7 separate regions of the Homo sapiens genome follow, and all the other regions are linked to region 6. A link is a loop called in an ENCODE intact Hi-C map of the cell type or tissue named here. Cell type or tissue: heart left ventricle. All regions are shown on one strand. Region 1 overlaps FNDC3B (fibronectin type III domain containing 3B). Region 2 overlaps FNDC3B (fibronectin type III domain containing 3B). Region 3 overlaps FNDC3B (fibronectin type III domain containing 3B). Region 4 overlaps PLD1 (phospholipase D1). Region 5 overlaps FNDC3B (fibronectin type III domain containing 3B). Region 6 holds the start of FNDC3B (fibronectin type III domain containing 3B). Region 7 overlaps FNDC3B (fibronectin type III domain containing 3B).

Region 1 (4,000 bases), 54 kb before region 6:
CTCACTAGGACCAACCCAAACAGCTAAAAAAGAGGGGTGGGGGAAGCAGGTTCCACAGCCTTACTTTTTTTAGATAACAAGTGCTCCATAAAATCCTCTTCCAACTGCCAAAATAAATCAAACTTTCTGGGTGGAGAACTCGCTGTCAATCAAATGGGAATCAGCAAAGATAAACCTAATAATAGAATCTGTTACATACTTACTTAGCTGTACTAACTATGCTAGTCTCTAACTAGCACAAAAGACTTCAAAAGCTCTTGCTTGAAAAGTACAGGGTGGGGTCAGAGATTTCCTTAGGAGCTGGCAAGCCTCATTCTTTAACAGTGGAAAAGTAACTACCCACTCTTATCTTTATGGGTTCTTTCCAGCCCACCCGCCCTCATCCCATACCTTTTAAAAATATTTGGCCCGTATTTTTATTCCCACATTCCTATGCGTTATAGCGTATAATACATGTTCACTCTAGAAATCTGAAAATACAGAAAAGCAAGAAGAAAGTTTAATTGTTCATAATCTCACCACTCAAAAATAGCCACTGTTAAAATGATGATGTATTTCCTCTCAATCTTGCTTTTCTATTTGAAATTTACAGTAAGGGGCTACAGATTATAATCAATCTGCCTATTTTTTTATTTTTGATACATAACAGTGATACTCATTACTTTAAAAAATAAGCAAGCTGGTTCCTAAATCACATTTTACTTCAGAGAAGATGGTGAAATTCTCCTCTAGGGTCCTGGACTCTGGCAGAAAGATGGCAATAAACCAGAAAAACAGATGATACAACAGGTATGTCCACTGTGCACTCAGAGGCACAATTTCTTTTTATATGATATTAGGCTACAATGACAAAATGCTTTTAGATTGTGTGCACATATTTTAAATAGAATTATTTAAATCCATTATGAAGACTGGATTCCATGAATTAATAAAAATGCAATTCCTTGTTTCTACGTTTATAGGTATGCAAGTTTCTGAAAGTTAAAGGGTGCATTTTCTATCTTCTGAGAGCTACAGGATGTTTTATGTTAACTGTCTGTAGCACCTATTTCACAACTATAAACCTATCCCAACCAATAATCAGAATGAATGTATGTACCAGGAACCAGGTTCAATGGCACTTTGCCCCAGAATACTTAATTAACCCTGAGCATCTAGGTTGTATTGTTACCAGTAAAATTCACAGAGAACCAAACTGGCAATATGTACGATGTGGCTTAAGATATTTTAGAACAATGTATGAAAACATACATCACAGTATGAAACAGTGAAAACTTGGAAGGTATTTTATCCATACAATGCAAAACTCTACAGCCAATTTTAAATGCTGTAGAAATCAATCTGCTAACATAGGAAGGTGTTCACAACACATTGTTTGTAGGGGGAAATAACAGGTTAACAAGGAAGTGCACGCTGTGATACTCTGTGCAAAACTAGGCTTTTTGTTTGTTTGTTTGTTTGTTTGTTTTTTTAACAAAGAAAAGAGTCTAGAAGAACATACACCAAAGTGTTCATAGTGATTTTGATAAAGTAGGTAGAAAGAAGAATCTTTTGATGTATCAATGCTCCAAGACTTTTTTAATGATGCTTGTGTTAGGAGAGGGGAAAAATAGTACACAGAACAAAGAGCATCTTAAGGGCAATCTGATCACATCTGTGCCAAATAATCTAACGGAAAAATGTGAAACAGATCATGGATATCTGGTCAAGGGTAATCCTATTAAACAAAACCCCTCTCTATGAGTACCCGATATGGGTCACTGGCTGCGACAATCTCTCTTCTAAAGCTGTGCTATAGCTCTCAGAAAAAGGTGTGAGCTGTTCTAGGCCCTTCACTTTGGGCCCAGTGGCGCCAATGGGCAGTGGTGGTGGGGACTGTGAATCTCCTAGAAGCTATTTTCAGTTTCAGAATATACCACAGAATCCCAAGTCTGAAAAAGAACTTTGAGAAGTTCAGCTCTGACTCAGGCTTGTACTGTATCTAAACATCCCTAGTAGATCAGAGGCTTCAAAATATCAAAACTTGGTATTTTTTTATTACACTATATCCTTCAGCTAATTATCCCAGGATTTCCTCTCTCAAACAGTTGGTAAAAATACATTTACTTTGAACAACAGGATGATAGGAATAGATAAGGTCAGAATTAGACAGAACTGTGTCTGAGTCAATGAAAAACAAAAATTGCCGAGTATTTTAAAATCACCATTACTGAAGAGAGTATTCCTTTGATGAAGTCTGTTACCTCTGACTCTTCCTTTCCATTACCACCACCAGCAGCAACACCCTAGTTCAGGAACTAGTCAAGTCACTACTAGATTCTGAAAAAGTACAGGACCCATTTACTCTGCCTACTGTCCCTGTCATGTCCCTTCTGTCCACTCTACCCTGCACATGCAGACCATGTAATTTAGTTCTGGAACCTCACTTCCACTAAGCCACTACACACCCGCTCACAGACCAGTGATTCTTCAAGCAGAAGCACCCATAAGAGATGGGGAACAGAGGACTTAGCACTGTGAGGGGAGTCATTCTACAACACTAACCATTCAGGTTAGAGTTTCTCCAGATATGTGCAGGAACTATCAGCAACAGAATTAAGCGGGGTGCTTGTTTAAAAACGCAGATTCCTCACAGATATTCACAGCAGCATTACTTAAATAACTCAAAAAGGAGAAACCATCCAACAGAAGAATGGACACACAAAAATGTATCCATTTTATGGACGCATAGCTTAAATGTATCCATTTTATGGATACATTCCTTAAAAAGGAATAAAATACTGATACATGCTACAGCATAGATGAGCCCTGAAAATATTATGCAAAGTAGAAAAGGCCAGTTAGAGAAGGCCACATAATGTACGATTCCCTTTATATGAAATGTCCAGAATAGGCAAATGTAGACAGAAAGTAGACTGGTGGTTGCTTGGGGCTGGGGTTGACGGTGGGAAGCAACTGCCAACGGCTATGAGGTTTCTTTTAGAAGGGACAAAAATGTTCTAGAATTTGCTAGTGGTGGTGGTTACACAATGCCGATGTTCTAGAATTTGCTAGTGGTGGTGGTTACACAATGCCGATGTTCTAGAATTTGCTAGTGGTGGTGGTTACACAATGCCGATGTTCTAGAATTTGCTAGTGGTGGTGGTTACACAATGCCGATGTTCTAGAATTTGCTAGTGGTGGTGGTTACACAATGCCGATGTTCTAGAATTTGCTAGTGGTGGTGGTTACACAATGCCGATGTTCTAGAATTTGCTAGTGGTGGTGGTTGCATAACGACATGAATATGCTAAAAATATTAAATTTTACACCTTAAATGCATGAGCTGTATGACATGTGAAATATATCTCAATACAGCTGTTTAAAAATCCAGAGTCCTCAGTTCTCACTTAGATCTACTAAACCAGAATCTCTGAAGGGAGGCCTAGATATCCTCCCTTTGAACAGAAAGAGCAGGCAGTGTGTATTCTCACGAAATTCTCCAGAAGATTCCTTAGTACACTAAAGTTAGCACTGCCTTTGATCTTTTTCTGAACCTTAAAGGCTATACCAGTGTATTTCCTTCCAGGTGCAGTGACTCACACCAGTAATCCCAGCACTTTGGGAGGTTGAAGAGGGAGGACAGCCTGAGGCCAGGAGTTCGAGACCACCCTGGGCGACACAGTAAGAGACCCACTCTCTAAAATATTTAAAAATTAGATGGGGCCGGGCGCGGTGACTCACGCCTGTAATCCCAGCATTTTGGGAGGCCAAGGCGGGCGGATCACGAGGTCAGGAGATCGAGACCATCCTGGCTAACACGATGAAACCCCTTCTCTACTAAAAATACAAAAAATTAGCCGGGTGCGGTGGCGGGCGCCTGTAGTCCCAGCTACTCGGGAGGCTGAGGCAGGAGAATGGCGTGAACCCGGGAGGCGGAGCTTGCAGTGAGCCAAGATAGTGCCACTGCACTCCAGCCTGGGTGACAGAGCAAGACTCCGTCTCAAAAAAAAAAAAAAAA
Region 2 (4,000 bases), 290 kb before region 6:
CATGCCATTGCACTCCAGCCTGGGCAACAAGAGCGAAACTCCAACTCAAAAAATAAATAAATAAAAATAAAATGATAAGATGGGTTTTAAAGATATTTTTACCCTTTCAAAAAGACATGATAAAACAAGTATGTCATCACCTGGTTTGTATTGTTTTGTGAAAGGAAAATATGGGGGTGGGGGGGGGGACATAAAAATAGCCCCACTTTTTAAAGCGTAGGGCAATGCCACCTTGTGGAGAAACGTTAGCAGTATAGCTATGTTCTCATAGCCAGCATCGATAATAAGGGTTTTAAAAAATATGTTAAAAATTATCATTTCCCTCAAATAGTCACACACTGCACTTGATAATTTGGCAACTATTTATTGAGTGATTGCTATGTGCCAAATAATAGCATTTGGTCCCTGACTTAGAGAAGAATGTGTGGAATCAGAAGACAATCTTATCTTCCAAAACGCACACTTGTCATACTAGAAAATACAGTGCTGCAGAATATCGTTTTGATCTCTTAGTGATCGTAAAGTCATATTCACTTTTTTGGCTACTACACATAGTCCTATAGTAACATTAATGGTGGCTGTTAATGACCAAAGACAGCCCAGGTAGGGAGGGGGTGGGTCATGGAAGAGAAAATTACAAGCAAGTGAGGAAAAATAAATGGGCAGAAGAGCAAAGGAAAGTGAAGAGCAAAGAGACTGCTCGAAAGGAAAAAGGTATGGAGTGCAGGTAAGTGACAGGTGCACTCCAGCACCTGGTGTGTCTCTTCCCAGGCAAGGGCATTTGGCCATGCTGTAAATGCAATTTATTACAGCACATGATGACAATTTTTGTGCTCACAAGTTGGTTTTAAAATTAAAGCATGGGCCAGGCGCAGTGGCTCATGCCTGTAATCACAGCACTTTGGGAGGCCGAGGCAGGTGGATCACGAGGTCAGGAGATTGAGACCAGCCTGGCCAACATGGTGAAACCCCCGTCTCAACTAAAAATACAAAAAAAAAAAAAAAAAAAAAAAAAAAATTAGCCGGGCATAGTGGCACACGCCTATAGTCCCAGCTACTCGGGAGGCTGAGGCAGGAGAACTGCTTAAACCCGGGAGGCAGAGGTTGCAGTGAGCCGAGATCGTGCCACTGCACTCCAGCCTGAGTGACATAGAGACTCCATCTCAAATAAATAAATAAAGCATGTTGTACACTTTATAAATGTTACTTTCAAAATGTAAAGTGCTGTGAACTTCATTTTTTAACCTGTAGAGTCAATCTGACATGGTAAATGGTGAAATAGAAAACAGTTTCATTTTTAAGCAGTTCAGGTAGCAAAATGACTGACTCACCCTGAATTTATACTGTGTGCTTCTTTTGAGATTTTTCACAGTACAGGTTAAATCCTCTCCAGTGTATTTTGGGTGGAAAAGGTTATCCTGAAAAGGCAAAGCCAGGAAGAAACATCAGTATAAAAAATTCTGGGCATTAAATACCTTTGAATACAGGATTTTTATACTGCCTTTCCCTACCATCACCAGCAACTGGCCAGAGGTCTGGCAGCTACCGCAAAAGAGAAAAATCAGAAGCCCAGAGTATTGTGGATAGCACTTGAGCTTTAAATAAAAATTTATCTCCATCACACTGTAATTTCTCCTGGGTCTGGTCAAATTTATTGTGACAAAGGAGTTAAGCAACTTTTGAAAATACATTTAACATTTTTAATGTTGTCATGAAAAAAGCCCTTTGCACCGAGGTCTTTACTATCAAACTGCAATGTGCTATGCAGTAAAGTGTGGCTGAGCTTCCTGACCACACAGTGCCCTCTTCTGGCCATGGGAGAAAGGACAGCTTAGATGGGAAAGGGCACAATCCTTTAGGAGGGCAAACATTCCACTAAAAGTTGAACTCAGGGAACTCATTCAATAGTTCTATCTCTATCATTCTATCATTCACTCATCAAAATACTACTTAGTACCTTCTCTGTGTTGGGCTGTCCTCTAGGCTCTAAGGATTCAGCACTGCCCAAGAACAGAAAAGGCCTTGCCCACAAGAAGCTCACATTCCAGTGGGAGAAGACAATACAGAAAAGCTGCTATGTATGTCACATGGTGTTAAGTGCTATGACAAAAACTAAAGCTAGGTAGGAGGATACAGTGGTGGAACTGGTGAGGGCTTTCTACAGCTGCTGGAGGTAAATATGGTAGCCATATGTGGCTCTTTGAATTTAAGTTTATTACAATTAAAAACTCAGTACTGGCTGAGCTTGGTGGCTCACAACTGTAATCCCAGCACTTTGGGAGGCTGAGGTGGGCAGATCACCTGAGGTTGGGAGTTCGAGACCAGCCTGACCAACATGGAGAAACCCCGTCTCTACTAAAAATACAAAATTAGCCAGGCGTGGAGCTGCGTGCCTATAATCCCAGCTACTCGGGAGGCTGAGGCAGGAGAATCACTTGAACCTGGGAGGCAGAGGTTGCAGAGGGCCAAGATTGCACCACCGCACTCCAGCCTGGACAACAAGGCGAAACTACATCTCAAAACAAACAAACAAGCACAAACCCTCCATACTATAGGCCAACATGCATATGTCAGGTGCTCGAGAGTTGTATGTGTATAGGTGCCACCATACTGGATGGCACAAATTATAAAATATTTCCATCACTGCAGAAAGTTCTATTGGGTGGTGCTGTTCTACAGTGTGATCAGGGAAGGACTGCCCAAAGAAATGACATATGAGAACAGACTTGAAGAAAATGAGGGAAGGGAGTCAAAGACATCTGGAAGGGCATTCTGGCCAGAAGGCAGAACTGAAAAGGCTTTGAGGCCACAGCACACACGGTGTGTTTAAAGAACTGACTAGAGGCTGGCTGGGTGCGGTGGCTCACACCTGTAATCCCAGCACTTTGGGAGGCTGAGGAGGGCAGATCATGAGGTTAGGAGATGGAGACCATCCTGGCTAACATGGTGAAACCCCATCTCTACTAAAAATACAAAAAAAAATTAGCCGGGTGTGGTGGCGGGCGCCTGTAGTCCCAGCTACTTGGGAAACTGAGGCAGAAGAATGGCATGAACTTGGGAGGCGGAGCTTGAGGTGAGCCAACATCGCGCCACTGCACTCCAGCCTGGGTGACAGAGCAAGACTCCATCTCAAAAACAAAACAAAACAAAAAGAACAGACTAGAGGCTAATAAGACTACAGTGAGTGGAAGCAACGAGGACAGTAATGGAGAGCCCAATCACACAGGACCTTGTGGGCATTGTAAGAGCTCTAGGGATTTTACTCTGAAAAAGAGGGGAAGGCACTGAGACAGGAAGGATTCTGAGCAGGGTGCTGACATGATCTATTTGTATTTTACAAGATGATGTTCTCCACCCAGGCTCTGTATGGAGAACAGACTGAAGCCTAGTAAGGATGAAGTTAGGAATATTAAGAGGCTATAATCCAATAACAATATTATGTTATTGCAATAATCCACAGGTGAGATGAGTGGCTCATAAAAGGATAGTAGCTGTGGAGATAAAAATGGTTAATTTCTAAATAATTTCTAAGGAAGATTCAAAAGGATTTTCTGATTATATATAGGATCAAGGATGACTCCAAGAGTTTTTGCTTCCCCAGCTGAAAGGATGGAAATGTCATTTACAGAGATGGGAAAGAACAGGCCGGTGTTGGTAGTGGTGGTGACAGAGGCAGAAATTAAGAGTTTGGCTTTGAACTGATGCAGTTAATCTAATTTCATGGTGCCCTGTAGCTATAATAATACTGACTCGTACAAAACACAGAGAAGTATAAAATCTGTAAAACTCACATTTTCATCCTCCTGAATTTCCAAGGTGTAGGTGATCACTTCCTCGGGTGAACAGCCTTCTGGCTTACTCCACTGCAACGTGACCCATGTGATGCCAGCTCGAACCAGCCTTGGTGCAGAAGGCATCTGAGGGATATTTCCTAATGTGTAGCACACCACCTCTTGGCTATAACCACTGTAGAGAAAGAAAGTGAGGCACACAGTTAGAA
Region 3 (4,000 bases), 74 kb before region 6:
CACACAAGAATCTGTGCATAGCAGCATTATTCATAACAGCCAAAAAGTGAAAATAACTCAGATGTCTATCAGATCATGAGTGGATTAATAAAATGTGGTAGATCCATGCAGTAAAATATTTGGCAATAAAAAAGGAATACAGTACTGACACATGCTGCAATATGAATGAACCTTAGAAATGTGTTGAGTGAACCGGGCGTGGTGGCTCACACATGTAATCCCAGCACTCTGGGAGGCCAAGGCGGGCAGATCACTTGAGGTCAGGAGTTCAAGACCATCCTGGCCAACATGGTGAAATGCCATCTCTACTAAAAATACAAAAATTAGCCAGGCGTGGTGGCATATGCCTGTAATCCCAGCTACTCGGAAGGCTGAGGCAGGAGAATTGCTTGAACCCGGAAGGTGGATGTTGCAGTGAGCAGAGATCGTGCCATTGCACTCCAGCCTGGGCAACAGAGCGAGACTCCATCTCAAAAAAAAAACAAAGATGTTGGGTGAAAGATGCCAGACACAAAAGACCAAATGTTATGTAATTTTATTTATATGAAATTCCAGAATAGGCAATATCTACCTACAGAGACAGAAAATAAGTGAATTAGTGGTTACCTAGGACGGGGGGAAGGGAGAGAGAAACAGGAAATAGGGAGTGATCCCTCTAGGGTTCTTTTTAGAGTGATAAAAATGTTCTAAAATTAATTGTAGTTAAGGTTGTACAATTCTGTGAATATACCAGATTCCAATGATTGTATACTTTCAGTGGGTGAATGGTATGACATGTGAATTATACCTCAGTAAAGCTGTTAAATAAGGAAAACTGTGTAAGCTGCTTCTGTTCACATTGTTTCTTGTTATTTATTTTTAGTTGATAATGCTTTTAAAAGCTTCATTCGTAATGAGGATGACTTTTCTTTTTAAGAAAATAATCATCCTTTTCACTCTTGCCCTTTCCCTCCTACCTGCGCAAAATGACAAGCCAAGGTTTCAAACTTAATTTGACTTCAAATAATGAAAATTAACAGTGTGTCTTATTTAGAGAGCCAGAACGCAACAGAGAATCCTGCCAAGAACTAGTCCTAATTACATCCAGAACCAGCAGAACAGAAATCAGAAGGAGGAGGGCTGTGGGAACTGCAGAGCTTTCTCATAACTGTGGTAGTTCTTTTGCATATATAGAAATGTTTAGAATGTCCTTTGCACAGCTGCAAAGTATTAAGAACGCTGTAAATACATACAAGGTAAGCTTCACCATACACACTCCTAACAGATATTCAGAGGCAGAATCCTATGGCCAGGGGATGGCTCTTAACAACTGTATGATGTGAGAGGTGGCTGAGGTGCCACATACCTTAGGATGCCACCGCCGAGGGTCTGTTGTACAGTGCCTGCAATGTCCACCCCTAGAGTCAATCCTGTGCCTGCAAAAGGTTCTTATTAAGATGAAAAGGTGTTGCTTCAGTGAGAAAGCACAGTAAAAGCCTCAGAAAACATTCATATAGATCACTTTCTCTGGTATGTCTGCTGTAGCCTGATCCTTTAACATGGAACCACCTGAGCACCACATTACGCAGGCTCTTAAGGGCAGGCAGCAAACATCAGCAGGTGCCCAAAGCAAGCATTCAAAACTCATGCAGCCCCACACTCTGGGATCCTGTCTTGGAGACTCACCTTTGTTCTTTCTTCTTTTGAATGGCCCTCTATCTCTCCCCTTTCCCTACATCCTCTTGTGTTTCTCTGCCACTTTTGGTTTTCCTTCTCCTTCACTCTGTCTTCCCCTTGTGCCTTCACCTGGGTTCAACCCACAGGCCCCAAGCCTCTACCACGCACACCTAGGCCAATGCTAAATGTTAGAACCCAAAGGAAAGAACTGAGGCTTGAAAGAATGAGGAGACACAGGATGGAGACTCTGGGAGCAGAATGAGGAAGAAAAATGTCAAGCACAGAGGCCACTGCCTAGGCTGAGCCCCAGTGATGTAGAGGCAATGACAAAGCATGGTAAATCTTGGGCTGGTCCTGCTGAGAGGGACATTTCTAACACACTTTACCCACTTAACAATTTTGCCCATTAAGGAAAAGTTAGAGTTAATGCCAAGTAATAGCTTGGAACCAAGGATGTTAATGCTTCTAACACAAACATATTTACTAATTAAAAAGACAAAACAGTTCCTTCTTGTGAGATTTTTTAAGTGTACCCCCACTTTTTCATAAAGCTTGAGTATTTTGACTATTTATAAAACAGATACATTAACAGATTCTTCTTATTAGCTTTAGAGAAAGCTTTAATAAGATTAAAAAAAGATTTAATAAAAATGCGGGTTTTTGTTTTTGTTTTCTTTTTAGAGATGGGGTCTCACTTTGTTGCCCAGGCTGGTCTCAAACTCCTGGGCTCAAGGGATTCTCCTACTTCAGCCTCCTGAGTAGCTAGGATTACAGGCATGCACCACCTCATCCAGCTTTGAAAATATGGTTTTATTAACCAAAATTGTTAAGCAGCTTCTGCTTAGAGTTGAGGTAAGATATGCAAGGTAGGGAAATGCCACGTAGCCTGCTGGGCAAGCTGAATTACAGACATGTGGGAGAAATCAACAAAACATAAACATGGTGTACAACAACATGGATGGGTGGCCTCAGGTCTCTTGGCTACACAGGCAAATGGGAATGAGGTGACCACATCTGAGAGACCTAAGTCATTTTCCAAGTTTACTCACATTTGACTAAATACCTTGTCTTTTTTTTTTCTTTGTATTAGTAATTCTTTTAATTGGGAGACCAAACACTGCATCTTGAAACCATCCACAACACTCTGCAACCTTCCCATGAACTACTTGAGCACAGTGAGCAGAAGAGCAGGCAGAGAATGACAGAGAGAGAGGCCAGCACTAACACGGAAGGCTGGCAGCCAGGCAGCATGACTGGATTTCACTCCAGGTGTAAGAACGTGGCCTGAGGTAGGCCAATGACATCAGAAAGTTTTTATTTGGAAAAGACCCCTCAGGATCTATGTGGAGACTGCTTTCTGGTGGGGCAAAAGGGAAAGCAGAGAGACCAGCGAGAAGGGTTGTCCTGTCCTACCCTAGTGAGATGACGGCACGGGGTCCAGCAGTGGTAGTGGAAGTGAAGTGGATACGGCAGAGTATGGATTCAGCACACACTCCTGAGATAAAGCCAACAGAACATGCTAAAGACTGAAGAGGAAGATGAGAACACAGAGTGAAGACTGTAAAGTGGGCGGTAAGGAAGGAGAGGAAGTGGAGAAATACTGCCAAAGAGGGAAAAAGGGACAGAAGGTAGCAACTGGAAGGGGATGTGGAATCAACTGAGGAGGTTTTGTTTTATTGGGTGGGGAGAGGTGCAGGTGTTTACGTTTTTAAGATAAAAGATACTACTGTATGTTGGTGGAAGTAATCCAGCAGAGGAAGAGACTGAGGAATCAGGAAGGGAGTTATCTGCATCAGTGGTGAGAAGACATGAAATGCATTCAACTAACAAACATTTACTGAGCACCTATTATATATTTTTTGTTCTTAAGAGGTTGATAGTACAATGCAGGAGAAAATAATATAAATTATTAAGCAGCAAGGTCAGCTCCAACCAAGTATATGCAAAGAATATACTACGATAGACAGAGGTTGGATATACTGTATGATAGATTAGAGCAGGGGGCATGTACTGACATCAAATAAATGATTAACTTATTTGAATTATTAGTATATTTTGGGTATTTTCCAAGCAATTGCTCCCAATTCTACTTTTCACAAAATAAAAATTCGCTTTTATGCTTCTGAAGGATGTACAAAGATAAAATATCTAGTTGTAAAACTGTGCAAGCCCAACTGTTGCAATAAAAATTTTTAATTAATGTTAGAGATAATAGTTCAATCCCTAATAATTTGTTAAAGTTTCACTTACTGTCTAAATTGTTTCCCCCAAGTGCTACTTGACTGAGTTCACAAATAACTCTATTCCACAATGTTCAGTGACTAGTGACAAAGGAGATTCAGAG
Region 4 (4,000 bases), 390 kb after region 6:
CAGGAGTTGCCCTCAGGATGAAGGAGTGAGAGAGATTTTTTTTCACTGTATAATCATCTACCTCTTACATTTTGTACTATGAGCATATGTTACTCATTTGAAAGTAACCTGTTTGGTAGTTCCTCAAAATGCTAAACATAGAATGACCACATGACCCAGCAGTTCCATTCCTGAATATAAACCCCAAAGAACTGAAAACAGGGACTCACAGATACTGTATGCTAGTATTATAGCAGTATTATTCACAATAGCCAAAAGGTGGAAACAACATAAGTGTCCATTAACAGATGAATGTGATATGTACATACCATGGAATATTATTCAGTCTTAAAAAGGAGGGAATTCTGACGCATGCTACAACATGGGTGAACCTTGAAGATGTTATGCTAAGCGAAACAAGTCAGACATAAAGGACAAGTATTGTATGATTCTAATTATATGCAAAATCCAGAACCAGCAGATTCATAGAGACAAGCAGATTAGAGGTTTCCAAGGGGTGCAGGCAGGGAAAAACAGGGTAGTTATGACTGGATAGTCACCGAGTTTCTGTCTGGGATGTTGAAAAGGTTTGGGAATAGATCATTATGATAGTTGTACAACATTGTATATGTAATTGATGCCACTGAACTGTACACTTAAAAATGGGGGCTGGGCGCGGTGGCTCACTCCTGTAAGCCCAGCACTTTGGGAGGCCGAGGCGGATCACCTGAGGTCAGGAGTTCGAGACCAGCCTGACCAACATGGAGAAACCCCGTCTCTACTAAAAGTACAAAATTACCTGGGCGTGGTGGTGCACACCTGTAATCCCAGCTACTCAAGAGGCTGAGGCAGGAGAATTGCTTGAACCTGGGAGGCGGAGGTTGCAGTGAGCCGAGATCGCACCATTGCACTCCAGCCTGGGCAACAAGAGCGAAACTCTATCTCAAAATAAAAAAAAAAGGGTAAAATGGCAAATTTTATATTACATGTATTTTACCACAATAAAATGTAATTTAATTTAAAGACATAAAATATAATTTTATTTAAAGAAAAAAATGTATGTAATATATTATATACACTTTACAAACAAAATGTAATTTAATTTAAAGGAAAAAATTCCTGTTCAGCTTAACCTCTTCTCTACCAGAAACTTCCCCAGAAACATTTTTCCAACCTGATCCCATCCTCCTAAAGCAAATAATACCGAGTGCATAGCATGTGCAAGGGTCTTTGATTGGGTACTACCAAAACCAGAAAGATATGTGGGCAGGCATCCTGTGTTTCAAAGGAGCTTATCACATAGCCTAGAGAGCAGATGTGTGTATCACTATCGTGTAAAGCAGAAAGAGTGCAGAACAGACATCCTGGCCATGTGCTATGAGTGCCGAGGCAAGAATAAAACAACTCTGACTGGAAGAGCCAAGTGGCTTGGCAGAGGAAATAGCCAATAAGGTGACCTAGAAGAAGTGGGATTCACTGGAGGCCCAGAAGGCTGATGAGCCAAGCTTTATTAGTAGGAAGGTGTACCTCTGAACAAAGGGTGGTAGTCTCCTGTCACTGGGCTGTGGTGATGGGAGGATTATACTGTAAGGCAGTATAATCCTGAATTCTGAAAAGGCAGTTGAGGCCAAATGACATCCATTTTTAACTGTCCAGTTTAATTTTTTGACTTTTAAATGTTGGCTGTGGGGAAATAGCTTAATAGCTTAGGTTTTCTTTTCTTTTTTTTTTTTTTTGTCTGTTCTTTTTCGCTATCCTGCTCACCATTTAGGGATGTGAGCCTTTTATTCTTACCAAGCAGCAAACTTGAACAGTTTACATTTTTTAATGTCTTCTTTCCAACTCAAACTATGTTTGCCATCTAGTGAATAATCCATGCCATTACAACAACCTACTCAAGATCCTTGTTTCTTAGCATGGCAGCCAAACTCACAGGCCTCCAAATTTCATTGTTGGTAGTCATTTCTGCCCTGAACTTCTCTTTCCACTTGCCCTGACATCGACTTTAGAGACATCAGTAATAAAATCTGATCCCCCAAAGAGTACTGATAATATTCACATGAAAGAAAAATTTAGTTGTTTAGAAGAAAATGCACTTTAGAAATGAGAAGTTTAAGTAGGATCGGACTTGAAAATTAACCAATGACAACACCTTTGTGTGAATATAGTCCTCCCGGATATCCCAGCGAGATTCATTGATCACAGTGTATGTCACATTCCTTTCGAGGCTTTTTCTTCTCCCTGTATATCCTATAAATAGAGACAAGAACGTTAATAGCTTTTGATTCTGAATAAATGGTACCTATTTGGAGCATACTTCAAATTTCTGATTTTCTGAATGCCCGTCAAAGAGAGAAAGCTACACTTTCTTCTTCTATTGTTATATCATTGAGTAGAATTCATTTTCTTTCAAAGGTTGTCATTAATCACTTGAGAGAATGGGACATGAAATATTGTGTTGTATGTGCAGGGGACTTAAATATACATACTGGCCACTCAGAATTCTTTTTTTTTTTTTTTTTTTTTTTGAGATGGAGTCTCGCTCTGTCACCCAGGCTGGAGTGCAGTAGCGCGATCTCTGCTGACTGCAAGCTCCGCCACCCGGGTTCACGCCATTCTCCTGCCTCAGCCTCCCGAGTAGCTGGGACTACAGGCGCCCGCCACCACGCCCGGCTAATTTTTTGTATATTTAGTAGAGACGGGGTTTCACCGTGTTAGCCAGGATGGTCTCAATTTCTTGACCTCGTGGTCCACCTGCCACGGACTCCCAAAGTGCTGGGATTACAGACATGAGCCACCACGCCCGGCCGGCCACTCAGAATTCTTAAAGGGCCTAGGGTAACATTTTACAGCTGAAAACTCAGAGTTTCTAAGTAGATAATGATGACTTCTGTTTTGGAAAATGTAATGGGTCCAGTGTGTCTTTTTGCCCCTGCGATCTAGGCTATGAGAACTGATTTACTCAACAATTATTAACTGAATGTCTACTATTTCCACGGCTCTAGCTAGGTACTGTGTTAACTATTAAGTTCTTTTTCCAAAACTTTGTTATAGCCTCCCCTACCCGCCTCTTTCCATGGGATCCAAGCAAGGATTTCTTACACTGCATTTTGTCCTACAAGCGATTATGCTGTAGAGAGACAATGGGTACAATTTCTACTTTACTGCCAAGTTTAGCTTGTTATTCAGGCTATGAAGCGATAGCCTGGATGACAGCTTCTGTCTTCCAGTCCAACAGCACACCCTCCCAAGTCCTGAAATGTGACAGAACGTGTTGTAGGAAGCCATTCACTCAATCTCAAAAACCATGTGAACTGCTTGGCTGTCATCTAAAATTGATACTACCTTTTATTTTTTGGGTGAATTTCTCTGCATCTGACCTTTGCAGGGAAAACCAGAAATACCGGGTATATGTCGTGATACCACTTCTGCCAGGGTTCGAAGGAGACATTTCAACCGGCGGAGGAAATGCTCTACAGGCAATCATGCACTTCAACTACAGGTGCCAAAACTCTAAATGGTCTATTTTGAGCTTTCGGTCATGCATCATGTAAGCTGATGAAGGGAATGGCAGTGTTTCTCCACATCCATTCGGTGGAGTGGGGAACAAATGAACACTTTATTTTACTTTCAAATCTTGGCCCGTTTGCTAGTTGATAAAATTCAAATGGAGCCTACAATGATAAATGATTGGCCTAAGACACATGGCAAACATAAAAGAACTAAAATATTAGTCCTTCTTGTATAGTTACTGTCTATTTCTATATATGTATAATGTTGATTAAAACTTATCTTTAAGTGGGTAAATAGCTATTGAGCTTTACATGTACTTTGCAGTAAATAGAGAAAAAATTAAATGCCTGAAATGGTAAGATTTGCTTGTGTTTGGTTATGATTCTTTAGGTAGCAAGTCCTTCAACAAGGTTGATAATGATAGCCTCTGTTAGTAAATAAATTCCCGGAATTTTGTTTTCTCTACCACATCTTTGTTAAAATTTTAGGGAAAGTTTTGTGCTTGATA
Region 5 (4,000 bases), 280 kb before region 6:
TTTCAGATTTTTTTGTTTTTTTTGAGTCAGAGTCTCACCCTGTCACCCAGGCTGGAGTGCAGTGGAATGATCTCGGCTCACCTCAACCTCCGCCTCCCAGGTTCAAGCGATTCTCCTGCCTCAGCCTCCCAAGCAACTGGGATTACAGGAGTGCGCCACCATGCCCGGCTAATTTTTGTATTTTTAGTAGAGACAGGGTTTCACCATGTTGGTCAGGCTGGTCTCAAACTCCTGACCTCAGGTGATCCACCTGCCTCGGCCTCCCAAAGTACTGGGGTTACAGGTGTCAGCCACTGAGCCCGGCCTCTTTCAGATTCTTCCACAGCCATGCCTGCTGCCTTCCTGAGCTGCTCTTACCAGGTTTGATGACTGTCTGCTAAATAAGTTCCATGAATTTGGTTATCAGTTGTCACGTGCTTGTGGCCCATGGCTGCTGAATCCAGACATGGGCTGAAGGATTCTGGGCTGGCCATTCTCTGTTAATAGTATAGTTCAACCTGTCAGAAACGGCAACAATACATAAAAAATAAAGTTGCACTGGCCAACTGAACTACGGCCAGACTCTAAGATTTAGTCTGCTAGAGTGTCTATATTTAGAAGCTGTTCCAGCACCGGCTGATCCTAGGCAACATCAAAGACCAATGTTGGCTTCAGAAATAAAAGAGCACGTATGTGTTCAGCATAACCATATATAAGAGGCTCCTAACAGGGAGGGAGGGACACTCTGCATTTGGGTGGACTCAGAAGTTCCTCGTGCCAAACCCCACTCTTCCCCCAGGGACGCCTCTTTCATTTTATTGCACGCTCTGGCACAGAGGATGTTTCAAAGGTAAGAAAAGTGGGTGGGATGATTTGTGGTTCCATGTTACCAAATAAACAGGGAGGCATTTTATCCCTCAGCACACTAGCTTTTCTGTAAGAGGGGAGGCTTGGCTGCCTGAAATAGCCAAGGATGATCACTAGGTCTTCTGGTTTAAACAAACACACAAAGAAAATTTTCCTATGTATTTCTCCAAATATTGAGGTTCATCTGTTTTCAAATGCTTTGAGAGGATCGATGTGTTAAGACTGTCTCAGGGAAGGGGGAGCAAGGGAGCCGAGGGCCTAATTTCAGAACAGACTGTTAGTACAATTTACAAATGAACCAAGGGATGGATGGGGTTGGTCCATCCACCTAGTGAAGGCCCAAGGCAGTCTTCTTCCAGCTCACGATGAGAAGCCATGACAAAGGCGAGTTGATAAATCAGGTGTCAGGAACCAAGAGGAGATTTATAATTTAGCCTCAGCAAGAAGCTCCACATCAAGTTTGCTTCCCAAACACACAACCTCATCATGTACACATGCGAGAAATGGTAAAAGAGAGAAGGCAGAGAATCTGCTACAGGTGTGTGGATCTCTGAGACTGAGGTCCCTAAAAGAGGGGGCTCCTTTTAATCATGAAGTGGCACCTAAAGATGCCTCTGAGTTATTCAATCCTTCCTGGCTTAGTTTCCTTCAATAGCAGCTATAGTGGGGCAGCAATTCTCTTGGCTTTCTGAAACAACCGTAAGACATGGCAGTGGGCACTCATGTGAAAGATGGTCTCTGATGGACAGAGCCAAAATGAACTTAGAACCCCACTTTCCAATCCCCACAGTTGCCAAGAATGACCAAAGTGCATGTGGGCCTGGGCAGGGGAATGAAAGCTGACCTTCCTGGCTTTTGTCATGAAACCAACCAACACACTGTCCACCCTAAGGCAGTGTGGCACCTTAGAGAGCTGGAGTCAAGCAAATTCTCAGGGGGCTCTCTTCATCCATGCTGTGGGACCTAGTTAATTACTGTGCTTGTAGCTGCTCCATTCCCTTCATTCTCAGAACAGTTGTTATCTAACCAGAAAAGGTTTGTGCAAATTCACTCAGAAGGATTATGAGAGATCATCCATATGAACTATTCAACACTTGAGCTAAGCAGGAGTCTGATTAATTGATCTCTTACTGATTATCTTCTACGGGGCCAACTCAATCCCTAAACAAGGCTCCTCCTGAATGATACAGAAGTCCAAGAAGCTGCAATCTGGGGCTGGCCACCTGCTTCAGGAGGTTTCTGTGACAGGACTGCTGGGCCTGCCTGGCCTGGCCTGACCTGCTAATGGCTCCCCAGGGGCATGGGTTCTACCGGCTGCTGGCCTTTTCTCCTCTCTCAACTTTTAATTATGCTTCCCCTGATTTCTGTGGCATCTGTTTCATTCTTAGTCCACTGTGTTTTACAGCTGTGTTGGCTCATTAGTCACCAGGGAAACCAAATGTGAACTTCCTTTTGGGCTAGCTGAGTCATGAGTAAGGAAGGTTTTTGGGAACTCCAGTAGTCACATTCCCACAAAGCTCTTTTTCTGGTTATTCTGTGTATCCAGATGTGAACTTCCTTTTGGGCTAGCTGGGTCACAAGTGAGGAAGGTTTTTGGGGACTCCAGTAGTCACATTCCCACAAAGTGCTTTTTCTGGTTATTCTGTGCCCTGCATGTCATGTCCAGAAGTTAGGCTAATAGCAAGTTAACATCCATCGATAGCACTAACATCAGTTTTTATTTAGTTCAAACAAGTGACATAAACCTCAGGGCTCTTGTTTAAGTTCCTGACAGAAGAATGTCATATTCCTTATACATGATTGTTCTAATTGTTGACTGTCCCTATCTCAGATCTTAGCATCTGCTTAGGTAAACTTATATCAACAATATGGAACAATCGTTACACTGAATCGGCTGTTGTCCAACTTATCTCATTCAGTCTTACGTACCCGTGAGATAACTGACACTGTTTTTCCAGTGGAAAGGCCGAGGCTAAGGCGTTAAATTACCTGCTTGGGGTATACCATGAGTAACTAGAAACTGTTATGGTTTGAATGTGTCCCCCATGTTTATGTGTTAGAAAATTAATCCCCGGCCGGGCGTGGTGGCTCACGCCTGTAATCCCAGCACTTTGGGAGGCCGAGGCAGGCGGATCACGAGGTCAGGAGATCGAGACCATGCTGGCTAACATGGTGAAACCCCGTCTCTATTAAAAATACAAAAAAATTAGCTGGGCGTGGTGGCAGGCGCCTGTAGTCCCAGTTACTCGGGAGGCTGAGGCAGGAGAAAGGCGTGAACCCGGGAGGCAGACGTTGCAGTGAGCTGAGATCGCACCACTGCACTCCAGCCTGGGCGACAGAGCAAGACTCTGTCTCAAAAAAAAAAAAGAAAAAAAGAAAAAGAAAATTAATCCCCAATGCAACATGTTGAGAGGTGGTCATTTTTTTTTCCTTGAAAAGGTGATTAGGTCACAAGGGCTCTATCCTCACAAATGCATTGCCATTTTGACAGGAGTGAGTTTGTTATCACAGGAGTGGGTTCCTGATAAAAAGACGAGTTTGGTTCCCTTCCCTCTCTCACGCTTGCGCTGTCTTGCCCTCCTGTCTTCTATTATGGGAGGACACAGCAAGAAGGCCCTTGCCAGATACAAGTCCTTGACCTTGAACTTCCCAGCTTGCAGAACTGTAAGAAATACATCTCTGTTCTTTATAAAGTAACCAGTCTCAGGTATTCTGTTACAGCAGCACAAAATGGATGAAGACAGAGACAAAGCTGAGACGATTAATTCAGGTTTCTTTAGATAAACATCATATCATTGATATATATCATCAATATGAATCCATGCCACATATTCATAGCAAGATCTTAGGTGACCTGTATTTGTTCTGACAGCTGCAGCAGCACCAGTTAGTGTTCTGTATGGTTCAAATTAAAACAATATCTTAAGGCAGAACTTAAAACAAGCCAACTTTGCATAAATACTTTCTTTATGTAACTAATTTTTTCTAAAATAAAAAGTTCTTATTTGCCCATTAAAATTCACTCCTTTACTCAAGTTTTCAAGAATAAGGCCAGATCACGATCTGTTTAGGAACATTAAAACAGACTGGGCAGACATTTATGAATGACTCAACCCAGAGGTTCCTAGTTTTTTTTTTCCTAAAAGCCCTTCCC
Region 6 (4,000 bases):
AAAAACTTAAACTGTTGTTCCTCAGTCCACTAGCTACATTTCAAAGACTCAGTTACATGTGGCTTGTGGCTGCTATGCTGGACAGCACAGACAGAACCATTTCCAACACTGAAGAAAATTCCATTGGATGACACCATTGGTAGCTACGTGATCTTATGCAAGTTACTCTCTCTCTGTAAATCTCAATCCCCTTGTTTGTAAAGTGTGCATAACACAACCTAAATCGAAAATACTAGAATTTTAATGAGATAATGTATAAAAGCACAGGAATTAGTGCTTAGTACACATCAGATATCCCAGAAAGGAGCTATTAACACAATCCTGTATTAAACTTTCGTCTATAATGGTGACCCTCAACAAGTCACTTTCCCTTCCCGGGCCTCATTTTCCAAACTGACAAGTGTGGTAAGTTCTTCTACTTAGCTCCTAATGAACTTATCCATCAAATGCTACCAGGTTAAATACTGAGCAAAAGGAGCACAAACTCCTACTGAGTGAACTGCTACCTAGCCTCCAAGGGCCTAGAGCTTCCTCACAGATCCCAAGCATTCTTCAAGAAACCGCAGAAGACTGGCTCTCCAATATAACCCATCGTCTGATGTGAGCTATTTATAAAGTCTGTATTAAAAGATTACCGGAATATCTTTCTGAAATTGTATATACTGTAATTAGAAGCTACAACCTCCTATTTCATGATGAGATCCTGCAGTTTTAGCATCTTTTAAATGAACGCTATCCTTACAGATGAATTTTTTTTATCTTAAAGTAATTTAAACCACAACACTTTAAAAGCACGTGTGAGTTTAAAAACAATTTTGTAATGACTGATTTTTTTTTTAATCAACTATGCCTCATTCTCAGCCAGCCTGTGGGTGCCCCTCTGGTATCTAAACAAAGTGAGAATTGTACCTTCATGGGTGAGGTCCTTTTGCAGGGCCAGAAACATGCCCAGAGACTTTATCCTCGTTAACAGCTGCTCCCAGGGAGCCAGGAAATTTACTGATCCAGTAAATTTCAGAGTCAGCCTCCAATGAGGGGGAACCAAGGGCCCCCACAAAAGGCACAAAACCAGCGCTCCCGGCTGCTATCCACTGTGGGGCGTTGCCCGGGCACCCAGGTTCATAGCTTTAACTTAGGGGTGGAGGAGCAACTCCGGCAGCAGAAATCATTACAGAGCGAAGCAATTTTGCCCAAGGCCTGAGGCCTCAAAAAAAAAGTGTTATTCCAGAGCAGATTCCTTTTCTTCCGGGTCTGTCTGCTCCTTCTGACTCTTTGCCCACAACCACCGTGCCTCCCCATTCCCAACGCCCCACCTCCTGCCACATTTATTTAAAAAAAAAAAAAAGAAGAAGAACAAGAACAAGAAGGAGGAGGAGGAGAAGAGAAGGAAGGAAGGAAGGAAGGAAGGAAGGAAGGAAGGAAGGAGAGAGAAGGAGAAAGAAAGAAAGAAAAAGAAAGAAAGAAAGAAAGAAAGAAAACGATTTTTAAAAAGCATATTCCCTCTCCCTTAGCTTTCCCTAGGAAGGCCTGGAAACTGAAGGAAATTCAAATCAAATTAGTTGCACATTAAAAAATAAACAGACAAGCAATCAGGGGGTGCCCACCCAACAAAAGACCTCACCCGTTCCAAAATATGATTAAGCCTGGGAGGGAAGAGGGGGAGGGGGGACTAGAAACCAGCAGGGATGGAGAGAGAAACCTGTGGATTTTTGGCCCCAGCGTTGGCCCATTGCGGCCAAATTCTAAATTTTGTTTAAATAAAATGCTGGGTTGAGGAGAAAAGAAAACAAAAAGTTATAACTTTTAAGGAAGTCTGCAAACGGCACTGTCTGGATAAAATGCCATTGCTTCCCTTCGTCTGGGATGGCAGGGTGGGAGCTGAGATTCCAAAAGCTCCAACTCCGACCGCGCACTCCTGGAAGCCTCCCCGCCAAAGGCGCCGCCGGGCGGCGCAGCCCAGTCTCCCGAGACGGCGGGCCCGGGTCCTCCGGTTCCCACGGGACGCCGGGACCCGGACCTCTGGGAAAGTTCGCGGGCACAGCCCGAGGCCCCACTTTCTGCCGAGAGTGACAGGCCCTTCCCACGCCTGCCGGCCCCAGCCCAGCCGCGGGCACCAGACGGTCCGCGCGGCCCCTCCTGGCCGCCTCGGGGCGCAGATTCCGCCCGCCCGCCCTATCCCCGGCCGAGGCGCCCCTCGGGGTGACCGACTGACCGGAGCTCCGCTGGCCCACACACCGGGTCGCCCGCTCCTTCCCGCCGCGCCCCGCTCCCCCGCCCGAGCTTCCAGCCGCCGGCTCGCCAAGTCCGGCCGCGGCCGCCGGTTACCGCCCCCAGCCCGGGGGGAGCCCGGGGGGCAGGACGGGGAGGAGGACGTGGCGTGCTCGGAGGTGGCCAGCAGCGGGGCGGGGAGTGTCCCGGAGAGGCCCAGCCGGGGACGGGGGGGCCAGGCCGGCGCGGGCTCGGGACCCTCCCCGCGAGCATCCCCGGGTTCGAGGCCCCCGACCGCCCCCGCCGGCGCGGAGAGGCGGCCCCAACTTCCAGCCCCACTTCGCACTCCCGCCCTCTTCCCTCCACCATATGGAAATCTACAGCCTCAGAAAGTGACACGTCGAAGATTCCTCGGCCTCGCCGCCCGCCCTCCCCCTCCTGGGCAGCGTTCCTGCCGCGGAGATTCCGGGAGGGGGAGCGGATTCCTCGGACAAAATCTGCTGGGAAGGCTGGGGGTGGGGGGAGGCCGCGAGCCACTGCCCAATTTTTTTTAAGAGGAATCTACCCGTTTCTTTCACTCCTCCAAACCCTGAGGCAGGGGGCACAGGCGGGGGACCCCAGCCCAGCAAGGCGGGGGCCGCCCCCTCCCGGGTCCCGTGTTCCCGGGGTGCCCAGGCGAGCACGGGGCGCCCCAGCACTCCGGCGCCAAGTTTTTGCCGGGAAGCCCAGGGCGCTCCCGGGACAGGGACGCACTTTGGCGGACTCGGCGTCAGGCCGGGGCTTTCCAGTGCACCGGGACCCGGCGATCGCGCTCGGGGTCCCGGTCTCCTCTAGTCCCCGGCTCTTGCACGCCTTACCTTCCCTAGGGCTGAAACGCGGGGCTCTGGGCGCGCCACACACCGGGTCGCCCACGCCTTCCCAGCCGGCAGCCTGGAGGATCCCTGCCGCCCCCTTCGCTGCTCCCGCCGCCGCCGCTCTCCTCCTCCAGCCGCCGCCGCCGCCGCTCAAATAACTACCAGGAGGGTTTGATGGGGGATTCCGCCATGTCAATGATGTCGGGACCACATGGGGATTTGGGGCCCGCCCATTACCGTAAACCGCCGAATATACCGGCCGCCACAATCGCAGACTCGCAGAAGCTGTTGTCCCCCGGCCCTGCCTAGCTAAGCAGAAACTCCTTTTGGTTCAGCCAGACTAAAGAAACCTGAGGCTTAGGGAACTAACAACTCCTGAATGGCGAGGGCTGCGCGTTCTGCAGATCGCCAAAGTAATATAAAGGCAATGTTTACTCAGTGATAATTAAGCCTAAAACTGACTTTTTTTCATTTACACATATATTTCGCTTTTTGTTGTTGTTAACCCCCACAGCAACCTTGTGAGCTATATTACTCCCACATTTCCCACAGCATTTTATTCATACAACTAACATAGTATGAGCAATTTTTATTATACTTAAGTTAAAATCTCTCTTTCCTCTTTCTTTTTGTTTTTTGTTTTTTGTTGTTGTTGTTGTTTGTTTTGGGGACTGCAGGCACGGGGCAGGCATGAGCCACCGCACCCTTTTTTTTTTTTTTTTTTTTTCCTTTTTTGGAAGAGAGGGGGTCTCAATAGGTTGCCCAGGCTGGTCTGGAACTCTGTCGCTCAAGTGATTCTCCCGCCTTGGCCTCCCAAAGTGTTGAGATTACAGGCGTGAGCCAACTCACCCAGCCTTATTTCACAATGCGTTTCTCAGGGACAAAGACTGTTTCTTACTTTTATCTTTATATCCGTAAAATATAGCACAGTGCAAGGA
Region 7 (4,000 bases), 110 kb before region 6:
GTAGACAACTGACACACCAGGAACTAAGGGTTACACCATATACCAAAACTCATCCAACAATCAGATTGGGATGCCACAGCTGTAAAGAGAATCAGGGAATCAAACTGCTTTCCTATCTCCAAAGAAGAATCCTCCACGAGAGGGACTTACTGAAGCTTAAACAAAGAAAACTGAGAAAGATTTTCCACTATCTAAGTCAGACAGTCTCCACATTCTCCCTATGACTTTGGCTGGGTATTTGAGGATCATCTTTGACTAAGTTCTCTTGGTAATTTTCCATATCCAGTTTCTGTAACTTAAAAACTTAACCATACTTTAAAATGCTAAGGGCTCTTCCTTTCAAAGCTTCCCTCCATCTCCAATCCTACTGCCGCCCCCCAGTGACCTCACACCTAGACTAATGAAACCACCTGGGCTGTTCTCTGTGGTTTCCAGCTCTGACCTACAAACACATAGAGTACATCACCAGCCCCCGACTTGTCCCACCAGCACCCCACTTGTTCCCACGCAGGGTGGGAAGCCATTACAGCAGCTCCTGGAGAGATCACGAAGGCTCAAAAGCAGGAGACAGATTAAAGTTATAAAACTTTTATTCCCAGGCACCTTGAAAGTTATCATAATGACCTAACACCGTGACCCTACCAAAGGTAAAATTCCCTCACCTATAAAATTAAGGTTGTAGATTTCATCAGTGGTTTCTCAATTAAGTATGCGGGAGTGTGGAATGGTCAGGGGAAGAGTTTCCAGGGCCACTACTAAAAGAAAGATGAGCAGCTGGGCTCCGGCCTCTCTGCCCTCAGTCAGCTCCACCTGCACGTTTTGTACAGTGGGCTTTCAGGTGGGAGTAACTGAAGACAAAGTTCTACGATCACTTCTTAGAAGAAACCATAGCCTGGGCACGGTGGCTCATGACTGTAATCCCAGCACTTTGGGAGGCGGAGGACGGCGGATCACGAGGTCAGGACCATCCTGGCCAACATGGTGAAACCCCGTCTCTACTAAAAATACAAAAATTAGCTGGGCATGGTGGCACGCACCTGTAGTCCCAGCTACTCGGGAGGCTGAGGCAGGAGAATGGCTTGAACCCAGAAGGTGGAGGTTGCAGTGCACCAAGATTGCAACATTGCACTCCAGCCTGGTGACAGAGCAAGACTCTGTCTCAAAAAAAAAGAAACCATTAACGGTCTCGATCAGATTACAATTAAAGTCCCATCTCACTCTAAAATTCTGTGATACTATGACTTTTGGGGGGCCTATTAGAAGACAGTAACAAGGAGCTGTCCTGGATGCCTTCAAATAAGCAAACTCAAAAAATATTCAGTAGTGGCTGAAACAAGCGCTTATCGAGCATCAAGCGGGAAGCTGACAGCACTGAAGGGAAAACTAGGCCACAGGATTTGCTCCTGAGCAGTTTCTCAGAGTCCTTTTCTCCAGTTCCTACCAAGTTGAGGGAACTTTTTCCACCAAGACACAAACTCTAGTCTTTTGGTTTAGGTTTTTGTTTCTTTACTACCTGTCTGCAGGATAGGGCTAAGAGCTCACATCGCCACCAACCTGTGCAACAGTGTGGCTGTGAAGGCTGCAGTCCAGTCTGGCCTCCTCAAAGCATCCTCTCAGATGTTTGAGACAGACTGGGGCTTACCCCAGAAGGTAACTCCTGCTGATAAGAAATCCTTCCTAGGGCCAAACAAATCACTGTTTGACTCTTGAGGCATTCTTCACTCCTGTTTTTCTTCCTCCTCCTTCCTTCCTATAAGAAAGGTGTCTTTTAAGTATATCTACCAGGAAACCTGAATAGTTAGGCGCTTTCCCCTCTGAATTTGTTCCGTATCCCGCTGGTGATTCATGCCCCCAGCCTGCTCCTTCCTCAGTACACTGAGGTGGCTCTGTTCTGCTCAGTTGTGGGAGGCCACGTCAGCAGGAAACAGCACTGGCTGCCAGGTCACATTCAAGACAGTCTGGAGCAAGGCAGCGTGCAGCACATGCAGGACAGAGGCCGCCTCTGTGGTTTCTCCCAAGTGCAGGGAGCACTCGGCTTGGAAAAAAAGGCTGGCCTCTGAGCACTACAGCAACACCAGCTCAGGGGAGACACAGAATACTATCTTTGAGACTTTCCCCGTTTTTCAATGTTCCCCAGATATTCCCAGCTCTAGAGTTATTATTTTCTCTTCTTCTCCTTTTCTTAGAGGGCTTACTGTACTGTATCCAAATTCACATTTGGAAAAGGCTGCCACAAGCCAAATCAAACTTCATCGTGGCTTTCTGGCTCCCAAGCCCGACAGAGGAAATTCTGCACACCCCATCAACCAATCTCAGCGGTCCCGACACCCATGAGTCAGGATGGAAAACCTGACCCAGGGGCCGACACAGAAAAGTGGTCACTACAGGCCTTTTTCCTTCTAAACACATACGGTAAACACAGTAAACAAAGAAGCCATGCCAGATGTCATCATAATACCTCACAGGATGGATTCACGACAAGCAGCAAATGAATTGTTCTGTGCAAAGAGACAATGACAATACCACATTTCACGTAGCTGGCCCAGTGAGTCCAAAATCAATCCTCATGTAAACCAACATGATTAAGGGGAAAGAGCTGAAATAGCAGGGCTCCTAGGCACCTGGATTCCTAAGCATTTAATTTGTTGCAAATTTCAAACAGGGGTCCCGTGAAAAGAAGAAGTGTGATTTTTTTCAGAAACTTTGTAAGTTGAGCACGTTCCCCTCTGCTATCAGGGGAAGGGCTCTTAAAAGACAGCCCCAATGTCAAAACCTTCTCTCCAAAAATACCAGGTTTGAAGAAAAAAAAAAAAAAAAGCCCTTCCCATGGAGAATGTGAGTGGCAGAAACAGGAGAAAAAACAGGAAACAGGAGGTGAAGACAGGGAGTAGTTGAGGACATGAAGGGTACGGAGAATGGGCAATGGATGGAGAACGGACAGGAAGCAATGCAACACACCCGTGGAAACACAGCAAAGGCAGTCTGATTCTGATCCTGATTCTGACAATTTTGCCAGGCACTGCGCTACTACTTAGAAGGCGTTAAGTACCCCATACATACACACAGAAACCCAAATGCAAAAGGAGTGGGGAGTGAAGGGGTGAGGCTTCTAAGAGAGGTCTACAGCAATATGGGCATGAAGAGTGAGCCAGTAAAGGGAGAAAACCACACAGAGCCAGGAGGCCACCTATGGCTGCAAAACCAGCGATTTTTGTGAAGAGGAATTGGCAGCCAAAACAAACCGAAATGTTATATAGGTACTTAGAGAGTTGGTGATGTAAAAGGTATTCCTTTTTATTTCCAGTCATTTGTGAACATGAAGAAGCCTGACAGACCCTCTAAAGTGAGCGGCCAATTCATCAAACCTGGTGATCAGACAGGGACTGAGTATCCACAAGTGGATATCACCAGCTCCTCTACTGATGGGGAGAATGAAAATATTAGATTCTGCTACCTTTTAACTTACTGAAAACCAGAGAAATACAGTAAGCCCTCACATAACGTCATCCACAGGTTCCTGGAAGCTGCAACTTTGAGTGAAATAACGCATAACCGTTTTTCCCCTCATCAATGCTGTAACAAATCCACATCGAAGGAAACAACGCAACTCAAGGACCTGTTATATGTTTCACTTACAGTTTCCAAGAACCTATCCACAACATTACATGAGGACTTAGGGTATTTCAAGTTTAATTAGCTACCGCAGGTTTTAAATAAATATACATTTTCATGGAAGAAAAATCACCTACTAATCTAGGATAACATTTTAAAAGCATTTCCAAAATTAAAACTACCAAATCTCAAATACTTCTTGTACATCTGGAATAAATTTAAATTAGTTATTATGCAAGTGAAGTATCTAGAGGTAGATGGGCTAGATCCAAAGGTAATATATCTCTCTTGGTTAACACTGTAGGAAAAAAAAAGAGGTTGGGGGAGTGGGGAGTGGAGTCGGGGAGACGGTAAGTAAAGAAAGCTAAATAGTTTCCATATAAAGTTA

Evidence for each region. A loop is a pair of places that touch in the nucleus more often than their neighbours do. Peaks named below come from ENCODE experiments on the same cell type or tissue, not always from the same donor. Only the 100,000 strongest peaks of a DNase experiment are listed, where the experiment ranks them.
Region 1: it touches region 6 in a loop (2.9-fold over the local background); 30 of 110 quality-filtered maps call a loop at or near these places.
Region 2: it touches region 6 in a loop (3-fold over the local background); 73 of 110 quality-filtered maps call a loop at or near these places.
Region 3: it touches region 6 in a loop (2.0-fold over the local background); 39 of 110 quality-filtered maps call a loop at or near these places.
Region 4: a loop joins it to region 6, with 4 times the contacts of the local background. A loop is called at or near these places in 11 of 110 quality-filtered maps.
Region 5: it touches region 6 in a loop (2.2-fold over the local background); 23 of 110 quality-filtered maps call a loop at or near these places.
Region 7: it touches region 6 in a loop (2.2-fold over the local background); 20 of 110 quality-filtered maps call a loop at or near these places.

Annotation. Positions count from the first base shown.
Region 1 is chr3:172,093,261-172,097,260 of GRCh38, reverse strand. The region is part of intron 1 of FNDC3B (fibronectin type III domain containing 3B); the gene reads right to left. Among named protein-coding and RNA genes, the nearest start is that of FNDC3B, 56 kb to the right of the region's middle. In heart left ventricle, no CTCF peak of the experiment used is centred here; a DNase peak (open chromatin) is centred at 1,850; H3K27ac peaks cover 1,779 bases.
Region 2 is chr3:172,330,507-172,334,506 of GRCh38, reverse strand. FNDC3B (fibronectin type III domain containing 3B) reads right to left here. Exons shown (of 26, transcript NM_022763.4): 13 at 3,792-3,966; 14 at 1,332-1,418. Among named protein-coding and RNA genes, the nearest start is that of GHSR, 120 kb to the left of the region's middle. In heart left ventricle, CTCF peaks have their summits at 232 (motif pointing left) and 1,815 (motif pointing left); no DNase peak of the experiment used is centred here; H3K27ac peaks cover 296 bases.
Region 3 is chr3:172,113,056-172,117,055 of GRCh38, reverse strand. All of the region lies in intron 2 of FNDC3B (fibronectin type III domain containing 3B), which reads right to left. Among named protein-coding and RNA genes, the nearest start is that of FNDC3B, 75 kb to the right of the region's middle. In heart left ventricle, no CTCF peak of the experiment used is centred here; no DNase peak of the experiment used is centred here.
Region 4 is chr3:171,644,391-171,648,390 of GRCh38, reverse strand. It overlaps PLD1 (phospholipase D1), which reads left to right. Exons shown (of 27, transcript NM_002662.5): 22 at 3,368-3,481. Among named protein-coding and RNA genes, the nearest start is that of PLD1, 160 kb to the left of the region's middle. In heart left ventricle, a CTCF peak has its summit at 1,850; no DNase peak of the experiment used is centred here; H3K27ac peaks cover 2,464 bases.
Region 5 is chr3:172,316,403-172,320,402 of GRCh38, reverse strand. The region is part of intron 11 of FNDC3B (fibronectin type III domain containing 3B); the gene reads right to left. Among named protein-coding and RNA genes, the nearest start is that of GHSR, 130 kb to the left of the region's middle. In heart left ventricle, no CTCF peak of the experiment used is centred here; a DNase peak (open chromatin) is centred at 2,102; H3K27ac peaks cover 4,000 bases.
Region 6 is chr3:172,038,837-172,042,836 of GRCh38, reverse strand. It overlaps FNDC3B (fibronectin type III domain containing 3B), which reads right to left and starts at 3,259. Exons shown (of 26, transcript NM_022763.4): 1 at 3,066-3,259. RefSeq lists silencers at 1,907-2,276, 2,337-2,586, 2,767-2,866, 3,007-3,186 and enhancers at 2,105-2,771, 2,772-3,439. In heart left ventricle, CTCF peaks have their summits at 1,072 and 1,968; DNase peaks (open chromatin) are centred at 2,366 and 3,296; H3K4me3 peaks cover 3,741 bases; H3K27ac peaks cover 3,458 bases.
Region 7 is chr3:172,151,396-172,155,395 of GRCh38, reverse strand. The region is part of intron 3 of FNDC3B (fibronectin type III domain containing 3B); the gene reads right to left. Among named protein-coding and RNA genes, the nearest start is that of FNDC3B, 110 kb to the right of the region's middle. RefSeq lists enhancers at 2,021-2,110, 1,823-2,117. In heart left ventricle, no CTCF peak of the experiment used is centred here; DNase peaks (open chromatin) are centred at 1,945 and 2,325; H3K4me3 peaks cover 299 bases; H3K27ac peaks cover 2,261 bases.